Regions from separate parts of the Homo sapiens genome. Here region 2 is linked to region 1. Evidence: chromatin loops called from intact Hi-C (ENCODE). Cell type or tissue: MCF 10A. All regions are shown on one strand.

Region 1 (2,500 bases):
TGTCAGCTGACAGGTAGAGGAACCATAAACTATTAGAAATGTTCAGAATGAGAGATTAGATTTTTATTGTGGACAGTCTGAAATTAGTAAGCATGGTCACTTGATTCACATATCACTCTGTTTTTTTACCCACCAACTTACAGCTATACTCCTTTGAGAGAATTGTTTGCCATTTGGCACAAGTTAATTTCATTGGTTAACAGAGCAAGTGACCAAGGACAAATATTTTATTCTGTTGACTTAAACTTGGTTCTCTAGTATCTTTGTCACTTTATAAGCTATAGAATAATTTCTAGGCCAGGCATGGTGCTTCATGCCTGTAATCCCAGCACTTTGATAGGCCGAGGCAGAAGGATTGCTTGAGCACGGGAATTCAAGACCAACCTGGGCAACATGGAAAATCCCTGTCTCCACTAAAAATAAAAAAATTAGCTGGGCATGGTAATGCGTAGCTGTAGTCCCAGCTATTCGGGACACTGAGGCAGGAGGATCACCTGAGCCCAGTAAGTCAAGGCTACAGTGAGCCATGATTGCACCCCTGCACTTCAGCCTGGGTGACAGAGCGAGACCCTGTCTCAATTTAAAAGAAAAAAAAAAAGAATTTCTAAAAGAATACATTTGAAGAGGCCTTTTAAAATAAGGTAACAGTACTGAAAATGAGTTAATACTTTCTATTAGTTGTTATTAACAGCTTACAAATATGGCAGAAATATATGGCACATAGTAGATACTTAATATTTGTTTAATTCATTTTGCATTCATCCTGCAATAGGTTTTCTTTCACCCTTAAAAACACTATTTTATTTTTATTTCATTGTTATATTTTTATTTTACTTTAGTTCTGGGATACATGTGCAGAACGTGCAGGTTTGTTACATAGGTATACATGTGCCATGGTGGTTTGCTGCACCCATCAACCCGTCATCTAGGTTTTAAGCCCCACGTGCATTAGGTATTTGTCCTGATACTCTTCCTCCCCTTGCCCCAACACCCGCCGACAGGCCCCGGTGTGTGATGTTCCCCTCCCTGTGTCCGTATGTTCTCATTGAAAAACTATTTTTTAAAATAAAAAATTTAAAACTATTTTAAGTCATAATGCCACTAGATGGCAATAGAGTTTCAGTCACAGCCATTTATTTGGTCAAGGAGAAGTATGTCATTGAATGTATCCCACATCTTTCCTTTATTAAAAAAAAAAACATTAAAATAGTTAAGTTTATATGTTATATGTGAAACAGAGAGCCTTAGGCAAAACTTTTAAAATAAATATACACAAAGTTGAATTTCTCATTAAGAGCTACCCGTGTTAGCTTATCCTGTCTTCATCTTACAAATTTTATTTAGACTTTGCCTTCATAGATTACTCTCATTATCTTAAAATGGAGTTTAAAACATTCCTAAATTAGGGGTAGAGCTCTGTGGTTTCACTAGTTGATGAAGTCCTCCCTGCTTTGTGTGTCTTTCTGTGAGAAAGCCTTATTTTGCCTTTTCCAGTACTGTCTTTTGTAAGCATTCCTTCACCGTTATCCATGAAGCAAAAGAGACTAATCAAAAGCTGCATAATCACTTAGCATTAAGAAAACAGAAAATGCAGAAAGTATTGGCATTTCAATGGCTAGACAGAAATTTTGAAGAAGTTATGTTTTTACTGATTAGTTTTCAAAGGCCTCATAGATGACATAACATTTTTGGAATGTCATGGATTCCAGTTTTTGGAATTGTTTGTCAAGATGGGAGACTTCTTGGCAAAATTAAGGGGAGGTGGTTGGTTTATATCTGTAAACCAGGAAGGTGCATATACAGAAGTCAAATGGCAAAGAAAACTTGCAGCAAATGTTTAGTCACATTTCCCATGGCCTGCCGTGGGATCATCAGGTATCTCTCTTTGGCTCCCCTCTTTCTGCAGCACCTTTGACCAAGAGACAAACAATTAGCCCTCCTCTCTTGCCCCAGTGCCAGCTGATAATGACCCAAGAAAATTGTTCAAGAATTCCCCATTGTAGGCCGGGTGTGGTGGCTCACACCTGTAATCCCAGCACTTTGGGAGGCCAAGGCGGGTGGATCATGAGGTCAGGAGATAGAGACCATCCTGGCTAACACAGTGAAACCCCGTCTTTACTAAAAAAAAAATACAAAAAATTAACCAGGCCTGGTGGCGGGCACCTGTAATCCCAGCTACTTGGGAGGCTGAGGCAGGAGAATGGTGTGAACCCAGGAGGCGGAGCTTGCAGTGAGCTGAGATCGTGCCAACCTGGGCAACAGAGCGAGACTCTGTCTCCAAAAAAAAAAAAAAAGAATTCCCCATTGTTAAATATTCATACTTTAAAAATACTTAGTACTAGACTTCCTAAAGTCATTGCTTTAACTTTGTTTTGTTTTTAATGTAGGAAGCCTGATGTTACTTTGGATTTTATGCTTCCAAGAAAAACAAGTTTGTCATCTGATAGCAATAAAACATTTTGCATGATTGGCCATTGTTTATCATCCCAAGAAGAGTTTT
Region 2 (2,500 bases), 340 kb after region 1:
AATAGACTATAATTTCATTTTTCTTTTGAGTGAAAGTTTAAGGTAAGTTATGTTGATCTACTTTATTGACACAAGCATATTTATTTTCCAAATAAAAGTAATTCAGTTCCAGTACCACAATTTTTTTAAGTTCTAAGGTAGCTTTCTCAAAGAAAACCATTTCAGGGTGTCCATTAAAAGAGCATCTGCGAATTGTTTTTGCAGGGACTCCTAATCAGTCAGGAGAAGTAGAATGTAAGCAAAGTCACAAACCTCCCGTAAGAATTTGGTTCACCAGGACACAGCTCCTCTCTTATGAAGGGATGAGAAGCAGACCCCAAACCCAGTGTCACAGTCTCCCTGGAAACAGCAGCAGGCTTGGGGAATGCTTCCAAAAGGCTATGCCATTCAAGGTCTCAGGTTTTTTGGTTAAAAATACAACTTAGGCCAACTGCAGTGGCTCATGCCTGTAATTAATTCCAACACTGGGAGGCTGAGGCAGGAGGATGGCTTTGAGCTCAGGAATTCGAGACCAGCCTGGGCAACATGGCGAAAACCCATCTCTACAAAAAATACAAAAATTAGCTGGGCGTTGGTGGCTCGCACGTGTAGTCCCAGCTACGTGGAGGCTGAGGCTGGAGAATTGCTTGGGCCCAGGAAGCAGAGGCTGCCGTGAGCTGAGTTGGTGCCACTGCATTCCAACCTGGGTGACAGAGTGAGGCCCTGTCTCAAAAAAAATTGTGTGTGTGTGTGTATATATATATGTGTGTGTGTGTGTGTGTGTAATTATATGCAGGGGCTTCCAATTTTAACAGAACTGCTTTCAGCTGATAAAGTTAGGGGAGACCTGAACTTTTGGGGGCATGGGGGAGTGATATTAGCATGATTGATTGTATTTTAGAATATAAAAGACTAATGAAAACCTGTAAGTTCTGAGGTCCACACTTTGAGACATGAGTTAAAGGTTTTAATTTTAGCTGACTCATACCTAGGCCGATGATTCAGAGTTTAAGGAAAAGACAGGCTGGTTCTTCTTACCCGGCAGTTGTTTCTCCAGGACTTTCTGATCAAGTTGATGAGGGTATTTTATCTTCAGTGCTTTAAGAGAAACAAAGAAAAAGACTAATTGATATCTACTATTATATGGATTTAAATTATCCACACACATCAACAGATGGCCAAATGATAGAGGTATTCAGTGCAAATTGGCAGGTCTAATCAATGTTTAAAATTCTTTCTATTAATCCTTCCATGGATTGCTAACAACAACAGAAATAGCTGGACAATACTTTCCCTTTTCCCCACTTAGTACTTCTTTCCTTACAGCTTGGCTAGGTTTTCAAGTCATAAATTCACAAATCACAATTTGGTTCACAACTCCAATACCTCCCACATTTATAACACTATTAAATGAGTTTAAAACATAGGAGTTACAAAAATGTATAAGAATTTAAACATGTTTTAAAGAATTCATTTCTTTGACAGGGCGCGGTAGCTCATGCCGCTAATCCTAGCACTTTGGGAGGCCGAGGCGGGTGGATCTCCTGAGGTCAGGAGTTTGAGACCAGCCTGGCCAACATGGTGAAACCCCATCTCTACTAAAAATACAAAATTAACTGGGTGTGGTGGCGCATGCCTGTAATCCCAGCTACTCGGGAGGCTAAGGCACGAAAATCGCTTGAACCCGGGAGGCGGAGGTTGCGGTGAGCCAAGATCGTGCCACTGCACTCCAGTCTGGGCAACAAGAGCAAAACTCCGTCTCGATTAAAAAAAATTAGCCGGGCATGGTTGTGTATGCCTGTAGTCCCAGCTACTCCAGAGGCTGAGGCAGGAGAATCGCTTAGAACCTGGGAGGCGGAGGTTGCAATGAGCTGAGATCACACCACTGCACTCCAGCCTGGGAGACAGAGGGAGACTCTGTCTCAAAAAAAAAAAAAAAAATTTTCATTTAAAACTCAAGGCATTTACTTAGGTACTTAAGAGGTACACACTTAAGAGAAACACACTAACTGTTTCAGCACCTAAGCACTCAAATACAAATAAACTATTTGAATCTGAGATTCTTACTTAGTAGCTGGTTTTTCAGCATAAGTGGTTGCTGTGTTTTGAGTTCCCAATCTTCAGGTGCACCATATTCTGTTTAAGAAAGCAAAAGAGATGAATGATAAACCAAAGGCCACTATAAGTAAAAACAAAACAAACAAACAAACAAAGGATAGGTAAGCGTCCAGAGAGCCTGTGCCTTTCCCAGGACACATGGAGCTGCCTTTATTCAGTGTGATTTTTAGGAGTGATGGACAACGACCACTTCCAAGGGCAGAATCTTCTATCTACCCAGAGCTGCAGACTCTGTAGCTTATCTAGCTCATTGTTAATGACCAGTGAAACTCAACAAAAGACAACAAATGAAAAGCAACATGTTTACATGTGTATTACATCATTGTTCCTTAGGTGTCCTGACTCAAAACTAGCAAGAGAAGACTGCCTTCAAATACTTCAAATGTTTTCCCCGAGTGTCACC

Evidence for each region. Hi-C counts contacts between places; a loop is a spot of excess contacts. Peaks named below come from ENCODE experiments on the same cell type or tissue, not always from the same donor. Only the 100,000 strongest peaks of a DNase experiment are listed, where the experiment ranks them.
Region 2: a loop joins it to region 1, with 13 times the contacts of the local background. A loop is called at or near these places in 2 of 110 quality-filtered maps.

What each region holds. Positions count from the first base shown.
Region 1 is chr1:235,781,975-235,784,474 of GRCh38, reverse strand. LYST (lysosomal trafficking regulator) reads left to right here. Exons shown (of 53, transcript NM_000081.4): 15 at 2,388-2,500. Among named protein-coding and RNA genes, the nearest start is that of MIR1537, 70 kb to the left of the region's middle. In MCF 10A, a CTCF peak has its summit at 1,118 (motif pointing right); a DNase peak (open chromatin) is centred at 1,114.
Region 2 is chr1:235,441,429-235,443,928 of GRCh38, reverse strand. It overlaps TBCE (tubulin folding cofactor E), which reads right to left. Exons shown (of 17, transcript NM_003193.5): 14 at 2,047-2,115; 15 at 1,018-1,077. It also overlaps a transcript of B3GALNT2 not described here. Among named protein-coding and RNA genes, the nearest start is that of B3GALNT2, 62 kb to the left of the region's middle. RefSeq lists an enhancer at 499-1,698. In MCF 10A, no CTCF peak of the experiment used is centred here; a DNase peak (open chromatin) is centred at 968.